Regions from separate parts of the Homo sapiens genome. Here regions 1, 2, 3, 4 and 6 are each linked to region 5. A link is a contact called in ENCODE Hi-C or POLR2A ChIA-PET data. All regions are on one chromosome and are shown on one strand. Each heading gives the region's core, a stretch centred on a gene start or an enhancer-like site at or near the end of the contact. The rest is flanking DNA. Distances are from core to core; before and after follow the strand shown.

The links. Hi-C counts contacts between places; a loop is a spot of excess contacts on that map. ChIA-PET counts read pairs that join two places held with the same protein, here RNA polymerase II (POLR2A). Pooled maps may share reads with other maps.
Region 1: a loop to region 5 is called in a pooled map, with 11 times the contacts of the local background. The contact joins the promoter of ATP1B3 here to the promoter of MSL2 in region 5. A Hi-C loop is called at or near these places in 9 of 50 pooled maps. POLR2A ChIA-PET finds 5 or more read pairs at or near these places in 2 of 52 experiments (A673 and OCI-LY7).
Region 2: a loop to region 5 is called in a pooled map, with 9 times the contacts of the local background. The contact joins the promoter of RNF7 here to the promoter of MSL2 in region 5. A Hi-C loop is called at or near these places in 1 of 37 single-sample maps with no recorded cell type and 6 of 50 pooled maps. POLR2A ChIA-PET finds 5 or more read pairs at or near these places in 1 of 52 experiments (activated T-cell).
Region 3: a loop to region 5 is called in a pooled map, with 9 times the contacts of the local background. The contact joins the promoter of XRN1 here to the promoter of MSL2 in region 5. A Hi-C loop is called at or near these places in 7 of 50 pooled maps.
Region 4: a loop to region 5 is called in a pooled map, with 8 times the contacts of the local background. The contact joins the promoter of ATR here to the promoter of MSL2 in region 5. A Hi-C loop is called at or near these places in 6 of 50 pooled maps.
Region 6: a pooled map shows a loop between it and region 5 (14-fold over the local background). The contact joins the enhancer-like site here to the promoter of MSL2 in region 5. A Hi-C loop is called at or near these places in 6 of 50 pooled maps. POLR2A ChIA-PET finds 5 or more read pairs at or near these places in 2 of 52 experiments (B cell and activated CD4-positive, alpha-beta T cell).

The regions. Positions count from the first base shown.
Region 1 is chr3:141,875,076-141,878,511 of GRCh38, forward strand. It overlaps ATP1B3 (ATPase Na+/K+ transporting subunit beta 3), which reads left to right and starts at 1,568. Exons shown (of 7, transcript NM_001679.4): 1 at 1,568-1,835. The coding sequence starts at 1,727. RefSeq lists silencers at 463-522, 1,393-1,522, 1,793-2,362.
Region 2 is chr3:141,736,764-141,739,812 of GRCh38, forward strand. RNF7 (ring finger protein 7) reads left to right here and starts at 1,535. Exons shown (of 3, transcript NM_014245.5): 1 at 1,535-1,753. The coding sequence starts at 1,579. RefSeq lists enhancers at 1,078-1,127, 1,168-1,217, 1,328-2,007, 1,568-1,807, 2,008-2,686 and silencers at 1,308-1,567, 1,828-2,007.
Region 3 is chr3:142,446,237-142,449,464 of GRCh38, forward strand. XRN1 (5'-3' exoribonuclease 1) reads right to left here and starts at 1,801. Exons shown (of 41, transcript NM_001282857.2): 1 at 1,634-1,801. The coding sequence starts at 1,708. It overlaps ATR (ATR checkpoint kinase), which reads right to left. Exons shown (of 47, transcript NM_001184.4): 47 at 2,999-3,228. The coding sequence ends at 3,193. RefSeq lists an enhancer at 1,519-1,798.
Region 4 is chr3:142,577,413-142,580,469 of GRCh38, forward strand. It overlaps ATR (ATR checkpoint kinase), which reads right to left and starts at 1,321. Exons shown (of 47, transcript NM_001184.4): 1 at 1,234-1,321. The coding sequence starts at 1,292. RefSeq lists enhancers at 1,112-1,271, 1,572-1,671.
Region 5 is chr3:136,194,844-136,198,194 of GRCh38, forward strand. It overlaps MSL2 (MSL complex subunit 2), which reads right to left and starts at 1,492. Exons shown (of 2, transcript NM_018133.4): 1 at 129-1,492. The coding sequence starts at 270. RefSeq lists enhancers at 280-349, 400-449, 449-1,195, 500-569, 1,196-1,942 and 2 more and a silencer at 910-1,299.
Region 6 is chr3:141,310,092-141,313,489 of GRCh38, forward strand. It overlaps LOC124909441 (a long non-coding RNA gene), which reads left to right. Exons shown (of 4, transcript XR_007096119.1): 3 at 1,546-1,665. Among named protein-coding and RNA genes, the nearest start is that of ZBTB38, 57 kb to the right of the region's middle. RefSeq lists an enhancer at 1,549-1,738. Within about 2 kb of position 1,705, at least 29 of the 41 ENCODE cell types and tissues checked have a DNase peak (open chromatin) inside an H3K27ac peak, as active enhancers do; they include B cell, where a contact is called at or near this core.

The DNA of each region.
Region 1 (3,436 bases), core at 318-2,817, 5.7 Mb after region 5:
GTGAGCCACCGCGCCCGGCAGGTAACATTCTTTAGTTCTTTCAATCTTGCCTATGATTTAAAGAAGTGCATTCCAGTCTGCTTGCATGGTGCTTTGCTATTTCTAATACTCATTTCATGCCAAACTCTCCAACATGCTTCTACAAATCTTTTGGTGTCATTAGCTCAAAACGTAAATGGATTTTGGTTATTTTCAATGTCATAATTATAAATTTAGCTTTTTTAAGCGTGAAAAAAGCACTTTATAGGAATATATTTTACCACTTTTCCATTTGTGGGAGGTATAATTCATTATTTCTTGCTTTGGTAAGAAAAGTGAGGAAAAAGGAAAATTCATCCATTTGCAGGCTGTTTAAACTTCCAGACAGATTATAATTCATCACTCCAAACAATAAGATGGCTATTACATTTCTCCATAATTTTTATTTGCTAATAAAACGGAGGCAGAGCTTTTTTCTAAAAATAAATAAATAAACAACAACAACAACAACCTCCCCCACCCCGCACCTTCTGTGCAAATTCCTATAAAGTCTTTTATCCTGTCGCTGAGTCTGAGGGCACCCCCCCTCCCGTACTCGTCAGCTCCATCTCGCGGAGGAAAACGCTACCGGCACCCTCAGCTCCGCCCAAGGGCCGCGATCTCTACAGGGGAGATGAAAAGCCGGCGACACTACACAGGCGTGGACCCTCCAACGAGTGTTCCTTTCCTGTGGGTTAAGAGTAGGAGCGTCTGGGCAAAAGCTGGGAGCTTTCAGTTGCCAGGACCCTTGGGAAAGCACGTATTTAGATTTCATTGATAAATTCAACTGAATCCCGAGAAAAATTATACTCCATTCACTGGCATATTTAGAACGGAATTCCCATTGACCCGAGGCTCCCGGTTGAACCCTTCAAGGGAGCCAAGCGAGGACGTTCTCAGAACAGCAGTGCACCGTGTACATTGTGGGAGCCCCGCGCGATCCCCCGCAGAGCGTCCTGTAGGAACGTCACAGAGCCCAGAGAGCGTCCTGTAGGAACGTCACAGAGCCCAGAGAGCGTCCTGTAGGAACGTCACAGAGCCCAGAGAGCGTCCTGTAGGAACGTCACAGAGCCCAGAGAACGCCTGGGGACGGTCGGGGAGGCAGTTCGGGGAGGGGACGATTAAGTTCCCTCAGAGAGGAAGCCGCGGGCCGACTGGAGTCGTTTTCGTGCTCTCCGCACCCGCCCGCCGCGGGTAGCATCTTCTCAGCGCCCCGGCGCCCAGGAACGCCCAGGAAACCCAGTCCTCCTCCTAAGCAACCTGCGGCGCGGGGACGCCCGCCTTTTGCTATTATTATAAACGTGCGTGCGACTAAACCTTCGGATTTTTAGACTTTCTTCTCGCTTCCTCTGACCCAGGCTGAGGGAGCCCCCGAGGCTACTGCGGGGCGGGGCCGGGGCGGGGTGGGGCGCCCTCGCCGCCTCAGGCAGCGCCCCGGCCGCTGGCGGGAGGCGGCAGCGGCGCGGGCCGAGCGGCGCGGGGATTGGCTGCGGCGGGCGGAGACGTCAGGCTCCCGCGGCCCAAGCGGCCGCCCGGCGCGGCGCGGCGCAGTCGGCTCGAGTACTCCCCGTAACGAGGAGGTGTTCTCGGCCGTCCCACCCTTCACTGCCGTCTCCGGGCTGCGCCGCCGGAGCCGGGACGCGCCTCCGCAGCCCTCGCCGCCTCCATCCCCGCGGCCGCAGCTCCTCTCGCCGTCCGCGCGCACACCATGACGAAGAACGAGAAGAAGTCCCTCAACCAGAGCCTGGCCGAGTGGAAGCTCTTCATCTACAACCCGACCACCGGAGAATTCCTGGGGCGCACCGCCAAGAGCTGGGGTGAGCGGGCAGCAGCTGGGCGTCCGGGGCCGGCCTCGGTCCCGGGGGCGCCGGGCGCGGTCTGGTGGGAACGGAAAGGCGGGAGGCGGCTCCCAGCGCCGGGGCTCCCGACCGCCCGACCCTAACCCGGGCGGCGGCGGCGCAGTGCGGCCCCATTCATTGCTCCCCGGGCCGGCCGGACTGGCCGCAGCTCGCTCCCGAAGCAGCGGGGCCCGCGGGCAGCCCGGCCGGGCCGCGCTGGTTCCTCCCTCCCTGCTGGGAGCGGGGCGCACGTGCTGCCCGGGCCTCCCGCCCGGCGCGGCGCCGGAAGCCGGGGACCCCTGCCCGAAGCCGGGCCCCGAGAGTGCAGGAGCCGAGCCCCCGGGCCTCCTTTGTACGGAGCGCTCCGGCCCGAGAGGCCCTGGCGGAGGCGCCCGGCCCGCTGAGCGGTTCGGAGAAGCCAGACCCTGCCCCACTCCAGGGGAGAGGAAATTTCCACTCCCGCCGCTATCTTGTGACTCGTCCACGCTGCCACCCCGACCGGTCGGAAGAGTGCGACTGAGTGTTAAGTGTGGGTGTGGGTTGCTTAAACGTGTAGCGGTGAGTTAATCACAGAAGTACATTGTACAAGAAAATGCACTTGAATTTGGACAGTGAAAAGGCCCTTAAAAAGGTTGGTTCCTCCCGGATTCCTTTTTAATTACAGAGGTTTTCTTCCTTACAAATTTGCTTCTTTGGGGAAAGTAAATCCTGTCTGAACAACACAGGTTTTTTTTTTTTTTCCCGTGTCTTCAAAACAGGAGAGTGATGGTTGTATGTTAGCAGATTTTTTCTATGCGTGAGCTCTTTGTTTTAATATATTTAAACCATCTACCGTGTAGAGTAGCTTTAGGATGCCTTTTTTTCCTAAAATTGTATCAATCTCTGAATGCAGGCTAGAGCTTTTTTTTTTTTTTGCCTTTATACTTAAGTAAACTAATTTTACCTTTTTAAATCCTTTTGAAACATTTTGTTAGTGGGTCTTGAAAGACCATTTCTTTCTGAGTGGGAATAAATCTCGAGAGCTTAGAACTATTTGGGCACAACATTTTTAGGATAAGCATGGAGAAATAAGCTGTGACTCAGAAAATAAACTGTTGGTGCAGACTGAAATGGACTCCTTCAGGGTGAAAAGGCGACTTGAAGTCTTATCACAAGCTGAAAGGGGCCTTGGAGGATTTTTAGCCCAACCCCCACTTTAGAGATGAGAAAAATGAGACCCAGAGAGGTTGTGATTTTTGCCTTGTGTAAAATTACATATGCCACAAAGCCAAGAAAAGAACCCAGTTCTCCTTTAATCCTAGTCCAGCGGTTGTATTATTTTACAGATGCCTTGCCTAACTGCATGGTAATCACTCATGATTTTTATTTAAATTGCTGTTTTCTTTTGGGAACCCACTAGTGTGATGAAGAAATAAATCTTGCATCCAGACTTACATGGGAACAAAAGATGAACATTTATAAAGCTTAATTGCTTGTTTCTAGAGTGTACTAACTTTTTGCTGAAGAAATTTTTGAGTGGTGGAGAGAGATTAATTTTGATAGGCTACCTTCCTCCCTTTCTCCCTTCCCCAGTGCTTCCT
Region 2 (3,049 bases), core at 285-2,784, 5.5 Mb after region 5:
TTTCCCTCACTGCATCCTCTACTCTCTCATGAGGCTTTCCCTCACTGCATCCTCTACCTCTCTCATGAGGCTTTCCCTCACTGCATCCTGTACCCTCACAGCCCTTAACACACCACTCAACAAATACGCATTTGCATCTAACCAAATGTGACCCTGTGTCCATATTTATGTTTCTGTATATTAATGCATTCTTGTTTCCCCTGCCAGGCTCCATTAGTCTGGTTAGCTTTTGCCCAGGTATCAGGAAATGAGGGGATGGGGAGAGGCTCAGAATCCAAACTTGACAGAGTAGCTGTCCACCACTAGGTGATGGTGGGGTCAGGCATCTCCTTAGGCTGGCTGTGCTTCTGTTTTCTTTTCAATGGAGATACCGGCTTTCTTGGAAACACATGTGATGGTGGGCTAGCCGTAGAAGCACTACTATAATAACGATGTGATCTTTGTCATTTCACTTCTTCAGACCTCATTAGTCCTACATATAAAAAGAGGAAGTTAAACTAGCTCAAATGTACTGAGCAGAAGGAATGGAGACTGTGCAGCTGAGGGAGCGGGGCCTGAAAAATAAGTGTGGGTTGTGTCGCCACACACCGGGACTCCTGGGATCCCGACCTCTTTTAGCGGTCAAAAGAGGGCAAACTAGTTGCCTAACAATATTTAGAGCTATTTCTCTCTTTTCACTCTCATTCTACGAGTGTACACCGGAGTTTCTAGCAACTACATGGTATGTGAAGTCATCCCTCTAATGATAACCTGTAATGAGGTTACTACTGTGATTTTTAATGAATACATTTTAAAATGTTTTAATTTCTTCAAAAGCAAACATTAATCTCTACATATGTGTGTATACATATACAGGAAATGTATGTATATATGAATATACATATATTCATTGTATATGTGTATATATATTCATACATAATATGTGTGTGTGTATATATATATATATTTACACATTTCCTACATAAATAAAAGTTCTTTAAGGTCCTAATAATTTTTAAGTGAAAAGGAGTCCTGGGACCAAAAAGTTTTGAGAATCACTGAACCAGATTTCTAGATCTTTAAGATCATTTATTCACTCAACAAATAATTGTGCCTCCTGTGGCCAGGCATTTTGCAGATACGGAGGATAATGTGGTGATAGCAACATGTTTCCTGCTCTGATAGAGTTTTACATTTGGGAGGGAAGAGACAAACGAATAAATTAACAAGATAATTTCTGAGAGCAGTAGGTTTAATGAAGCCGTAAAGCAGGACACATATCCCTGCACAATCTGTGCGCCTGCTCAGACGTAACACCCCGCAGCGCAGCAGGCAGATTCAGCGGCGTCGCCCCATAAGGGCCCGAGCCCTCTCAGTTGGCCTAGGACGGCGAGGGCGGGGCCTGCCCGCCCCCCTGGCGCTGGCGTCAGGTGACGTCACTGTGCCGCGCCAGCCAATCGTGGGCAGCCGGGGTCTAGGCACCACGGTGGCTGGCGGCCTGCGGGCGGCGCTGTGGCCCGTCGGGCGGCTCCACAGAGCCGCCCTAGCCTTCCGCCTTCCCCAAGCCAACGTCTCCGCCGTCGGCTCCGCGGCGCCGCCATGGCCGACGTGGAAGACGGAGAGGAAACCTGCGCCCTGGCCTCTCACTCCGGGAGCTCAGGCTCCAAGTCGGGAGGCGACAAGATGTTCTCCCTCAAGAAGTGGAACGCGGTGGCCATGTGGAGCTGGGACGTGGAGTGCGATACGTGCGCCATCTGCAGGGTCCAGGTGATGGGTAAGCGCTGCACGCGAGTCCAGGGCCGCCCTGCGGCCTCCGGGAGCCGACCTCGGGGTTGGGAAGGGACGGGCGTCCGTCAGAAGCCTCGGAAAGTGCCCTGCCTGGGAGAGTGGGTGGAGGTCGCCCTGCCCCGGCGCCGGAGGAACGCGGAGCCACGCTCCTGCTGCGGCTCCTGAGGGCTGCGGCCGCCGCCTGGGGCTGCGGGGTTGTGCAACAGGCGCCCTGCGCCGGGTGGTTGGTGTTCTAGGGAGAGAGACGGGCAATAAACGGAGTTAAACAAGGTAATTTCAGGTAGTGATGGGTGTGACCAAGAAAGTAAAACCGGGTGATTGTTGGGAACTAGCAGGAAACACTTCGGTTTGTGTGTCCAGCCCCAGCCCCACCTCTAAAAGCTCAACACAAGGTGGTCAGGGTAAAGGCCGTGATTCAGCAGTGAACTTTAATAGTCTTGGTCACCACCAAAGTGATGCTCCAGAGTCATCTTCCACAAAACGACACCCTTAGTTCTCCTCGAGGGACGCAGGAAAGTGTTCATAGCCATTGCATTTCCGGATTAGCTTACCGCCGCTCTTCGAATGGCTTTTAAATCTGGATTGATTTAAGACGGGTCAGATAGCACTAGCGTGGCTTGAAGGGAACAGTGTGGTTCAAGAATATCTAAGTTTCATGGAAGCTGAAGAATTGTAAGCCCTTTTTTCAGAAACGTAAAACTTCACCTCCATCACACCCCCCTCTCCATATTGGATGCCATTTCCTGGAGAAGATACTGTGCTGCTCTGAGTCATGCCTTTGTGGAGAACCCTCTTACAAATATGTCTTCTTTCTGTGATATTTTGAGTTAAAATATTAGACCAAGTGAAACTTTTCAGAACAGCTTAATCTTGTTATATTTTATATGGTTCTAAGAACTCAGACCACTTTGAAAAGCAGGTGCTATTTAAATGCAAGTTGTATTTTCAGATAGGGCATTTAAAATTACTATGAGACCCTCTTCAGTGGAATTCTTTATTGAGGGTAGTTAAAGAAAACGGACATTTCTATCGTTTGAAAACTGTGACTTGTCTTGAAAAATGAGAGAATTGGAGAACATACAGAGAATTGCTCACCTTAAGGGGGGTGAGACTGTAAACATACCAGAATCAAGAGATTTCGCAGTTTATGCTCTTTTGTCTTTTATTCCTAAGGGCTTGTTTCAAAGAGGATTTACAACAATTGGATTCAGATATTTTTATCTTTCTCTTTTGAAAGACCTTGATATTAGACATGACCCACTTATTTTACATGGATCACTTG
Region 3 (3,228 bases), core at 551-3,050, 6.3 Mb after region 5:
GAATGCCTGTGACTTATTTAGGCATTACCATCTTTAAGTTCTACTTAACAGAGAAGCTGATAACCTTTGGTCTCTTTTTAATCAAACATTTTTGAAAGGTATCACAACAATGAACCAAATTTTAAAATTTATTTACAGTGAAATTTAAAAATAATTCTCCTCCCAGTTTCTATATAAAGCTTTCACAAAACCTATCCTTAGTGTCCATGTCATAAAACTGCATTAAAGAGATTTTCATTCTTCAGTAACAAAATTCCTCAGGATGGAGAGAATCTAAGATATTTTCACCAAACCAAATTCTGTGCCACAGACTACAGAATAAAAATATTACTGAACAAATTATGTATTAAATCATCACGAATAACAATCGCATTATTTTTGCACTTTAGAGATAAAGTGACTGATATATAGCAGGTACTGACTGAAGGATGCAAGAAAAGCCAAAGTTGGTTGTCTCCATTTCTGCAATGTACTGGTTTCCTTTTTAGCCCTCCCCGGGGGAAAAAAATACCTCTCTAAACCTAACTCAATCTATGTTTCAAATAAATTCAAGATAAGCTAACCTTGGAAACTTTTTGTAGTCTATTTCTCATCTACCAAATCTGATTGGAATCCAGCAACAAAAACTCCTTTCCAGAAGTAAACTACCTTCATGTTCGTAAATGCCGATTAAACCATAATTTAATAGGCTATTTACAATACTACCCATCACAACTGATTCAATCAGCTACACAAATTTCAAGCTTTTTTTCTGTAAAGCATCAGAAAAGAGATCAAATTCATTAAATGTGACAAACACCAAAGTATCACCCAAAGTCTAGTTTACCTAATAGACGACTGCTTTCTCCTCTCTTTCCACAGTTCCAATATATAAACTACGTTTTCGGAATCTACACATTAACGTTGTCCTGGGGTCAGTACATGCCAAATATTATTAGTAGTATTAATGTTCTATCAATTCGTTTCCCAACCCCCTCTGTCACACAGTGAGGCCTCCAAATAAAAGGTCCTACGCCCCACTCCCCAGCTGGCCCAAGAGTTTTTTGTTTTGGCAACAGGGGATTGGTGCTGCTTTTGAAATAACAGAAAGTAACAAAAGGCATCACCAATATGACCATCAGCCACGTCGGAAAGTCTAGGCTCCGGGGGCCGGGTGGGCCGCGCTCTAGATCAGGGAAAGTAAACAAGGTGACTGCGTGCGGAAGCGGCTGTTATCGTCTGTAAGTGGGTCTGCCGCTCTGGGTGGGATGGGGGAACCTACGAGGACACCCACTCCAGCTTCGCAGCCTCTGTAAGGAAAAAGGCAACTTGCAGCTCCCCGGGAGGAAACCGGAGAACAGTAAAAGCGTTCTTTCCCAGGACTTCATTTCGGAGTCGCGGAAGGACCAGCAGAAGCAAGAGCTGTCAGAGAAGCCGTGAACCCAGCGGCTCTGTCCACACACAGGCAACCTGCGTCCTTAGCCCCTTTCGGCTCATCCGGGCGTCCTCAAACCTTCCGTCCCCCTCCCTAATGCCACTAATCGTCCAGACGACGAGGGGAAAGAGGTGGCTCGAAAGCCCCAGCTCTAAGGTGGAGAGGGCCGCGGAGCCCCGGGTCCTCGGCTTTCTGAGCCGTTGCCCCTCGCTCACCCACCTGATGCTCTTTCACCACTTCGCTGAGACAGGGATACCGCTCTGAGATCCATCTGTAAAACTTGGGGACTCCCATTTCGATCGTCAACACTAATCCCAGTCAGGGCCAAACCGAAACCAAACGCCCCGCCGGGGCTCCGCCGCAGCCTCCGGTCGTCGCTCCGCGGATGACAACACACCGCCCGGCCGACCATAGAGAGCGCCCGGCGGGCCTAGAGCGGCAGGATCCGAGGCCGTCCGAGGGGCGGGGCTTAGCCCTCCGGGCCTCGCGCGGCCGGGGCCGCGGTACTGTCCAGTGGCGGTCAGGGAATCTGCGGAGGTTTGCTGGTGTGTTGCAACTTAGGGGCGAAAATGCCCCATGATAGAGTTGTGCTTTCTAAGTGGATTTGGAAGTGGCATGAAAACCGTACGAAGGTGTGGGAAGGGTATCGAACACTGATTTTTGTTCCGCTTGTCTCCTAGGGTTGCTAATCTCAGTATTTTTCATTCAGATTTCGAAAGATCTGGTGATTTACTTGGCTTAGTTTGTTGTTTTGTCAATAATTTTTTTTCTCTGAGGAATTTAAACTTACGTTTCTTAATACATACGTTTAAAAACGTTCTTTTCCAAATTGTTCAAAAAAATTTCCCATGTACCCGCCCCCCGCAACTGTTAACATAAGACCTTGGATACGAAATCATTTAATGTTTAGTTTTGACATTCTTGCATCCGGGTTTATCATATTTTTCCCCATCACACTTTCAACCGCACAGCAAAGGAGAGTTCTATCAACTTAAGTGAAATTATCAGTTTTAAATGTAAGAGTTTTCCACTTATTTGAATGTATTAACCCGTTACTTTGTATTTAAGTCTTCTGGATGAAAACTTACAGAAAAACCTTAAACATTTAATACTTTTTGGATTTTAAGATCTCAGGAAATGTTAAGTATCGCTGTCTTTCATGACCACTGGATTCTGCATTCTGGGACTGCAGTATGGCAGCATCACACAAATTACAGAATGTTTATTTCGTTTTCACATTCACGCTTCTTGGCTTATATTTTTTCCCTATCACACTTTAAAACAAAGTTTTATTAAGTGAACTTAATGATATGCTATTTATATTTATATATCTCTCTTACTAGACTGTCACTTCCTGGAGGGCAGGAGAGGGTAGCTCTATGCACAAGTCTGGCACAACGCCTTGCCCACAGTATTTATTCCATATAATTTTGTTCTTCAAGTGAATCCTTACAATAGCTAGGACTTTTAAAAGGAAATCAATAGAAGTTGTAAAATGAAATTAGACTTGCTTGTTTCTTGCAAATATAGTTTTTGACCATAAGAACACATGATATTCTATTTCTCCAATTATAATGCACAGTATGTATTAAGAAAGCAGTTTATTTCTTAATAACTGAATGTATATTATTTTACATATAATTAATGATCAGAGAGAAATAACAGTTGCTGAGAACGTAAATTTATGTTGTACTTTAGAATTGAACAGATACAACCACAGATTCATACCAAATGCATTACTTTTAGATTATTAACATATTCTTTTACATAATTTCATTTCACATATATGGAGTCCAACCAAGATACATCTGGCA
Region 4 (3,057 bases), core at 71-2,570, 6.4 Mb after region 5:
TCCTACAATGATCACTTTTCTTCCTCTTCTTTTAGAGAGGTAGAGGTTATTTTATAAACTAAACACAAAGTATACTTGCCACAGATAAGTGGAAAAAATTCACACACTCAAAAATAGTGATGCAGTTACGACAAGAATGGTCCCTTCATTTATCCTTTTATTCATATATTGAGACTAGATTATTTGGATGGCCAACCAGTGGAAATGAACACAACTGCGCTGCAAAAAGAAAGAGAAGTAGCTATCCCATTGGCTTAATGTCAGCTTTGACTTTGTGTGGAAAGTTTTCAAACAGTTTAAGAAATTGGGAAGCAGTTATTCCAAATGATAATTTAACTGCGGTAGCAGCACAAGCTTATTTATTTCTTGTTCGCAGTAGTGTAGAATTAAAACAAACAAAGCAAAACAAGCTCTACCGAGTCTTTAGGCCTGGTTCAGGGAAGCCTGCCTGTGTATTGAAGAGGTGTGAGAGCCATCAACACCTCTCCCTCCTTGTGGTAAGATACTGGTTTTCATGAGGTTTACAGACAACATGCATTTGCAAATGAAATATTAAATTGTCTCCAAATTTTGGCAACACTCTGTGCACGCTGAGATTTTGTGGACCCAGGGGTCTATCTCTCCAATTTCTGACTAAAATAACGGATCGGGAACTGGACGATCAATACGAGGGAGGTCACATCTTCAGTATGTACTATGACTTCACTTCAAAGAAAAAAACTGCCTTTTCCAGCAAGTGATGTCACTTGCAGAAAATGAGAAGCGGTGATTTTCTTTCAAGGGCAGTTTGGGGACAAAATGTAAGGCTAAAAACCAATTCCTCCACGAGTGATCACAAAGAACAGAAACTGATGGGTCAAGTCCCTCGTCTAAGGAAAAAGATTTTCGAGAAGAAAATGAGTGTAGAAAAGTGACCAGAAAGCGATCAGCAGGGACTCTTCCTCCAGCTGCAGGAAGCAAACTCTCGATCGGGGTGAGTGGTAAACCAGGGCCGGCAGACGCCTCTCTCCCCCACGGACCGGCTTCCCGCAGGTTTGTGGCGACTGCCCCATGTGCTATCAACGGGCACTCTGAGGGAGAAGCGCCCAAATCAGCCACGGAGCATCTCCACAAGGGCCGCAGCGGGGGCTTAGGGGATCCCAGCCATAGCGCAGCAGGGGAGGGGAGAGCACGTGAAACCCAAGCCGGAATCAGCGGAGGAGGATGCAGGACCCAGGCTGGGCCTAGCCCTACCTGCCCAGCTCCCGCAGGGCGGGGATCATGGAAGCCAGCTCCAGGCCATGTTCCCCCATGCTGAGGCTGCGAGGCACTAGTCAACCACGCCAACGCGGGTTCCCGGCGTCTCCAAAGCTACCGCTGCCGGAAGAGCGCGGCGCCCGACGGAGCCGTGTGGAGGCCAAAACTCCTCCCGGAAGCCGCTACTGGCCCCGCTTGCCAGGCCCAGCGTCTTTTCTGCATAGGACCCGGGGGAAGCCGGGAAGCCGTTAGGGGGCGGGGCAAGCGGGCGGGCGTGCGTCGGTCAAGTTTCCCGGGTCGCGTCAGGCTTCTTTCTCAGCACCGAGCGAGCGACGTTCGTGAAGCTTTCGTTTTGAGCGGCCAGACTCTGCTGTTCTCAAGCCTGGGAGGCACAGAGAAGCAAGACTTCCGCATCGGGGGAGGATAGGGCTTGAGGGCCGCCAGCCCAGACTCGCTTCACAAATGTGAGAACTATGACAGTCCAGCGAGTAAAGGCCAAGAGTAAACTCCAGGTTTCCCCAGAGTAACGCTCTCACATTTTAAAAGTTCCTCACGTTCCCACCGCTCTTGTCCCTCTTTCTGAGAGATACAGGCCAAAAGGTGGGCTCTCCCTGTTTTTTTCCTTTTAAGCATTTTTTTTCAACTTGAAGTCACTGTTAGGTTTCGTTGAGGACCCTACCAACTTTTAATATTTGAAAATGGGGTTGGAATATATTTGTGTCTCATCAAATCAGCAACAGTACTGTGTGTGGAAATGCCACCATTACGGGCATCCGCAACCTGTGATTTAATTTTTAAAGTAAATCAATGGATTTTGGCAATACACATTTTCTAGCTCAACTCAATTTATTGGAAAGATGACCACCATAAGAGATTGTTGACATGTCAAAGTTATGTAGTTAATCACTCAAAGTCATGCAGTATGTTTACATTTGTTCTTTGGTACATGAGGATAGTTAACCGATACAGTATCTTAAAGAAAAAAGTGATGGAATGACAGCCAAATATGCTCTTGCCTCAAGAACTTTGCATTTGCTGTACTCTCTGCCTTGAACACCACTCTGTCATTGCCCTTTTTCCTTCAGGTGTTTGCCAAATTAACACCAAAGAGCCTCATATAGACTAACATATATACACATTCTGTCTCACCCTCTTTTTTTTGTTAGATACATTGTCTTACTCTGTTGTTCAGGTTCTAGTGCAATGAATGTTGCAATCATAGCTCACTGCAGCCTCAATCTCCCAGGCTCAAGCGATCCTCTCACCTCAGCCTGGGCTCAATTGATCCTCCTGCCTCAGCCTCCTGAGTAGCTGGGACTACAGACATGCCACCACGCCTGGCTAATTATTTTTTGTAGAGACAAGGTCTTGCTATGTTGCCCAGGCTGGTCTCAAACTCTTGGCCTCACACGCTCCTCCCACCTCAGCCTTCCAAAGTACTAGAATTAGAGGTGAGAGCCACCACACCCGGACATACTATATTATTGTCTCTCTCCAGTTAGAGTGTAAGCTCTTGGAGAGCAAGGTCTTGTCTATTTTGTTCACTCTCAGATACCCAGGACCTAAAACTGTGCCTGGCACATAGGTGGTGTTCAGTAAACATTTGTTGAATGAATCACTGAATGTTTTAGGAGAAAGGACATGGGATTGGGAGTTACAGGCCCTACACAAGTTCTCATTCCATCTGCTAGAAACTATATGACCTCAGTAAAGTTACTTAATCTCTTAATACTTCCATTTTTTCATTTATAAAATGGGATTAATAATGTCTACCTCACAAGATTACAGCAAAGATTAAATAAGAGGGGGTAAAGTCATAAA
Region 5 (3,351 bases), core at 242-2,741:
CCGTACAGCGCTGCACAAATAACAAAAGCTTAATACCAACCACCAGGCCGTCAACCCGCTCACGTTACCACTGCCCAGAAGGCTTTTAAAAACAAGCATTGAAAAGGGAACAATAAAAAGCGTCTCACCGCAAACACAGCACGAAAGGGACTGTCGGAAGTAAGGCAAGAGCCTGTTAATCTCAGTAAACGCCTTGGGGTCTCCGGGGTCGTAGTTGAGCACTAGGCGGCTCGCGGAAATGTAGAGAGCAGTAGCATTCACGGGGTTCATTGCAGACACTTCGACACCAATGGCTCCCGGTTGAAAAGAAATTCCGGATCCAACTTAGTAAGCAGCCAGGGAACGATGGCGAATTTGCAACAATTCGGAAGAAATCAGAGCCGAACCATTGGCCAAACAAGTAACCAAAATCCGTGCAAGTTTGTGGAGCTGAAACAATCCTCCCACACATGGGGCCTTGGCGCCCCTCCGTCCCTGAGACTTCCAGACCAAAAATATGAGAGAGAAACCAGCGTTCGAGTTCGTCCGGAGCGACCACAGAGCGCAGAACGCGGCGGCTTGGGCGCTCGGGGCGGGACTCGGAGCTCAGTCTAGCCCCGCGGCTCGGCAGGCGGCCTGCACTCGAGCTCCATCTCCGGACACGGAGGCGCCTCCTCAAGTCGAGCTGGCAGGCGCGGGAGCAGGCCCCGGCCCCGTCTGAGGCGCGGCACGCTTCTCCCGGGCTGCAGGGCCTCTTACTCCATCCCAGTACAGGGCGCGGAGGCGGCGGCGACGGCAAGGACGACGGTCGGGCAGCGGCTTCCCGGATCTAGTGCAAGACGCCGCGGCGGCGACGAAGGTTGATGTTGCGGCTGGCGGACGCCGCCGCCGCGCTCTCCATATCGGACGCGGGGCCCAGACTGCGCCCTGGCTCTCCGCCCCGTGGGTTGCAGCCCGCAGTTCCCCGAGGTGGCGAGGCGGGCGGGAGTCCTCAACCCGGAGGGGAAGGCCGGGGAGGAAGTGCGCGGGCCGCCGCCGGCGGGCGGGAGGGGGCGGGGGGCAAGCCCGGCCGGGCCGCGGCGGCGCCCCTCGCGCCTCAGTCGCACACTCCGGGGTCACCAGACTCAAGCGCCGCCCCCTCACTGCCCGGCCATTTTTTCGGCGCCACACACACAGACGACTCCTCCGCCGAGCACGACGGCCGCCGCCGCCCTCAGCACTCCCCGGCCGCGGAAGGCAAGCGCTCACACCGCCAGGCCCCGCCGCCGCCCAGCGCACACAGCAAGGCCCCGCCGCAGGCCCCTCCCCCGTGCCTCGCCGCCCTCACCCCGACTCCACGCGCCACTCCAGCTCGGTAGGGCCCGGGCTGCTGCGGCCTTAATGGATCCCGCGGGCTGTGTGGCGCCTCAGGCCTCTGCTGGCGGCGACGACGACCGTTACCCCAACGGGCAAAGCCACTGTCATCCCCGAGACTCCCCCGCCGCCGTCGTCGCTAGCGCTCGCACGCATGCGCAGAGCACACTCTCACCCCTCCCCCCTTTCCTCTCCCTTCGCTTCCCTTTTCCCTTGCTTCTCCTCTAACAACCCCCTCCACAGCCTCCCAGAGCTACCGGCTCACTCCACGCATGCGCAAGCTGCTACCTAGCTCCGCCGCCTTTCGCCCTTCCGCGTGCGCTTTGACCGCCCACCCAGAAAACCGGATAAACACATCAGCCTGCTCGCGCCAGTCCCTCACCGCTGCCAACCCACCCTGGGCTCACTGCGCATGCCTGGCTCTCCACTTCGACTCTCAGAATGGAGCATGCTCTCTGCGAGCCGACAGCTCTCTTCGCCCCTCCCCCACGTGCTCTCAAATTCCCTCTCCCAGGCATGTGGGCTGTGGTGAAACATTCGTTAGCTGGCACATCCTTCCCCAGTGTGGGCTGCAGGCTTCCCGCATTACACTGCTTCTGTGCCCGCCAACGCCGGGGCCCGACTTGGTAGCGCCATGTGGCGCTCTGCACTGGCCTGAACGCGGCCTCTCGTCCTGACTGACCGCGGTGTGAGGAAATAGCCGCGCCAGGCCCCAAGCCCCGCCCTCGCGGCCTTTCTCCTGGAACCGCTCATCCCGACCGCGGAAAGGGCGCAGCCTCGGCTGGCTGGCAGGCTCTCGCCGAGCCGGGAAGGCTGCAGTAGTCAACGTGGCTGCGCGCCCAGCAGGCGTGCGGACGGCTTTTGCCGGGTCGGGGCCGCGTTCCGCACCTCTCTGCGGTGGTTCGCAGTCAGAGGGCTCTAAGGCCCTGGCAGGCTGTATGTAAGCGTGGAGGCTCGAACCCACTGCCCCCTCCTACCCGTCGGACCCGCGCTGTTCCCACGGCCTCTGGCCCTTGGACTCGTGCGGCCTCACCTTCATGGGTGCCGATCAGGACTTCACCGAGCTCTCACCGGAACAGAGTCCTGTTTTAAAAACAAAACGAACTCCTTTTTTTTTTTTTTGAAAGACCTAGCTTTTTTAAAAGACCTAGCTCTTCTGTGTGAACAGATGTCTTGAAGAATGCGTGATCTTGCTCTAGAACAAACCCAAATCCTTGCAAATGTTTTGTTTTTTAAAACAAGCTTTTGCCTTTTGTTTTTGCAGGAGATCAAGGGCACTGGGATATAAATAAACAAAAGCCTGACTTAGTAGATGACTTCCCTCCCATCTCAAAGTACAAAACCTTTTTTTGAGTAGCACAAATAGTAACAGGCCATAGGAAGCATTTCTTATCTCTGTACACACCAAAGCTCCTCAGCATAATTTTTCATGCACAGTAGGTACTCTATACGTTTGCAAAGTGAAAATTATGATGCGTGTAAATCTATTGTGGCACATGTTACATATGTACACAGGCACGTATATGGAACATGTAAATGTGGTACGTGTTAGTTACAAGCTGCCACTTGAGGTGAGTAGGAATAGTTAAGATATCAAGGGAACACATATAATCTCGATTTATAATTTCTATTACCATTTGAAGACAGGTTTTTTTTTCACAAGACCTACCATATTATCAACACTTAAATATTAAGCAGTAAGAATATAACTTCCTAATTTTGATTAGCTGTGCAAACTGTATTTGGTTGTCTTATACGTGGAAAATGACAAATATTCTAAAAGCCACTCTCATTTTTAAAAGCTCTCTTTTTTTTTTTTTTTTTGCATAAGAGATCTTTTCTAAGCTCTCCTTCAAATAAAATTGTTACACGGTTCTATTTTTACTCCAGACTCTAAGGTCTTCTCCCACAACACAGAGGTGGTTCTCCCCAAAAGGAGCAACACAGAGTAAAATAATCAGCACTGTTTTCCGTTAAGACAATAAATTAGCAGTCACCCTAAGCAAGTGATTACTTGCA
Region 6 (3,398 bases), core at 455-2,954, 5.1 Mb after region 5:
AATTTTTTTTTTTATTTTTAGTAGAGACAGGGTTTCACCGTGCTAGCCAGGATGGTCTCGATCTCCTGACCTCGTGATCCGTCTGCCTTGGCCTCCCAAAGTGCTGGGATTACAGGCGTGAGCCACCGCGCCCAGCCCCAAGCATCATCTTTGAAGCAGAGAGTAAGCCTTCACCAGTCCAGTCCTTGATCTTGGACTTCCTTGCCTCCAAAACTGTAAACAATATATTTCTGTTACTTATAAATTACCTAGTCTAAGGTATTTTGTTAGAGCAGCCTGAATGAGCTAAGACAGAGGGCAATCAGGAAACTGATGTTCTGATCTTCTGGTGAGGTTCTTAACCAGGGCCCGACATATGGGTTTCAATTTTGCTTTCAAAACAGTGTGGATGTAAAGATGTGTGTTTATCCAGGAAGAGGGTTCACAACTTTCTTTGGATTCTCAACAGAATTCAGCACACACGAAATATTATGTTCAGAGCTACTGCTCTGGGAATAAGAACCTCAGCAAACACATTTCAGATAAGCAAAGCCCTTGTCTGAATTCAAGCCCATTTCTATCTCCCTCCCATCAAGCCAGAGTGGCAGAAGATGACTAGGAAGAGTCAGAGGACCTTAGAGGAGGTGGATGTAGCCAAGAGAAAGGATAAAGGCTGAGCTGTTTGAAGTTTCCAGAGAGGACTGAGGAAGTCAACCTGGGTCCTTCTTGTGTGGAGGTCACACTTCGCCCAAGATAGCAGAGGCCGTTTAAACTGAGATGGATATATTTACCCTTTGTTTGATGCCAGGAGTATGTGATCATGAATTGTTATGTGGCTGTGTGTACTACATACCGGTGTGTTCACAAGGGTAGGTATAACTGAGCTGTGTGCATAAGTGAACGAGTGGCCTTTGGGTTTAGTGTGAGCATCTGAATGGTTTGGTGAAGGGATGTGCACGTGCATCTTTAACCATTTACCCATCAAGCCTCTCATTAAGTTAAGACAGGTTACGGAAAAGAATTCCACTAGGTGAGAGTATCTGCAGACAGGCCTACAGCCCACACCAGAAAACTGGGAATCCTCAACTCGCCCCACTCCCTGATCCCTCATCATCCACTGAATCCATGCTGCCACTCCCACCATCAGCCCCCATCAACTCTCCCTGGGCTGCTGCTCAGCCTTCAATGGCCTCCCCCAAAACCCTTCTGAATGAACTGCAGCAATAGTGATGACGGTAAAATGACTTTTGGGTCACAGCGCGTCTCCCCTGAAGCGAACAACGGCTTTCCATTGTCGGAGGATACTGCCCATCTCCTCAGTCTGACTCGAGGGCTCTTTCAAGGTCGACTCTGGGGTAGTGAGGTCCCCGGCTTTGGGCGCGTCTCCCCTCAGTCGGCTCGTATCCCACACCCCTTCCCCCTTGGATGCCTCGTTCTCTGGGGCCCTTTGGCGCTGCCCCTGCGTCCCCATCATGGAAACTACCACCTGCTGCCTAACTGCCAGACGCAAAAGTGCCCAAGCCTGTCTCTCACGTTCCACCCCATAAACCTTCCCCACCCGACCAGAAGCCAGAGAGACCACAGGTCGAAGCAGGACCACGCAAGGACGCGCACGCCTCTTTCCCACGCCGCAGAGCGATAGAACCCGCAACAGGAAAACGGAAAGGCCGTGCGCCGGAAGAACAGGTAGGGACTACGACTCCCAGAAGCCTCTTGACAAGGACTACATTTCCCAGAAAGCTCCGCGCGGTTCCCACCCCGGAACTGCCTCTGCTTTCGAAAGCGGAAGGCGGGCCAACCGGGCAGGGAACAGGGTTTCTGAAGGGATAGACCGGTGGGCGGTGTCGCCGGGTGTCTACCTCCAGGGGTCGTTCGTGAGCCAGAGAAACCCGGACTTAGGAAGGAAGGGGCCTGGCCACAGCCCTTCCGCTGTTGGCTGTGCATTGCCCTTATTCCCAGCTCATTCTCTGTCGTTGAGTCGAGCAAGGAGGGTCAGACAGAACCAGGTCCACCACGTTTGTGTCTTTCCGCCAGGTGAGACTTTTACTGATGCTATTCCAGTCATAAAAGCCAGGAGCTACATGGAGTTCCCAAGGAGGCAATTCCCCTAACACTACCCGCTCACTCGCTCACTCCGTAGTCAGAGCCATAGGCACACAGGCTTCAGCCACTACACCAAGTCAGTATTGCAAAGCATACAAAATAGTCTACTTAGTCAACATGTTAAATGTTGTAGATTAAATATTCCACATCAAGCAGGGTAACATTTAACATCAAGAGCAAAGGAGATAGATAGGAAAAGGGGTTAACAAACTAGTCCCAGGAGAGACAAGGTGTCCTGGCCTCAATGTCTTGCAAGGAAGAGTCTTTGATGTGGGCAAAGCCTTAGGCAGCAGATGCCGGGTGTTTATCATGGGCGACAGCAAGATAGGGTCTGTTAAGACGGCCATTTAGAGCTAGAGAAGTCCTGCTCTTTTTATGGCCACGGGGGTCTTCTGGTGACGACTGATAGTGAAGGAGTGTGCCTGTTTATGCCCGTATTTGGTTGGATACACTCTTTTTTGGTTAGGCGAACATCGGGACTCTGTTGGCATGATGCCTTTTGAAACGTAAAGTGGAGTCTTTTGCTAAGATGGAGTTACTTATGTCAAGGGTGTTCTATACACTCCCTCTGCCTGCTCTGGCTTTGCCTGTGGCCAGTACTTGCTCTCTGCCCACCTCTTGGTGTCTCTAGGGGGTAGAGGCTGGTGGCTAGATGGTCTGTCCCTCGCCCTTATCTCCAGTCCTGCATTGCTTATCTGCCGCTTGGAGGCGGTGACCATCTTGACTCTAAGAGCCAAACCCACAGAGCCCTACATGTGAGTTCCACAGCTCTTCTACTTCTGGCTGTGGCTGTCGGAGGAGGGGCTTCAGGCGGTGGAGACAGGCGTGGACAGTAGCTGGGGGGTGGCGGGGAGATCTGTGGCTCCTGATCTGCCACCTCTGTTCCCAAGAAGATAATTTTCCTGTGGCCTGGGCTCATCCAGCTTATCTTCTCAAATGCCTGAGTTCTGTAGGTGGCCGGCCTTCTTCCTCACTTCCTCCACTCCCAGCCTTATCCCTCAGACCCTAGCAATGGGCCCCATGGCATATTTTCACCTTTCCCCTTTAGAGCCACTTAGAGGACCTGTCGAGAAATAGACGTAACTGGATGAACTAAAACAAGGATGAGGCAGAAACAACTTTCCATAAGACATGTCCACCAGTGTGCCATGTCAGTTTACCGTAACCATGGCTACACCCGGGAGTTCCCGCCTCTTTCCATGGCAATGACCCGATGACGCAGAAGTTACTCCCCTTTTCCTAGAAAATTCTGCATAAACCAACACTTAATCTGCATGCAATTAAAAATAGGTATAAATATGACCATAGAACTGCCC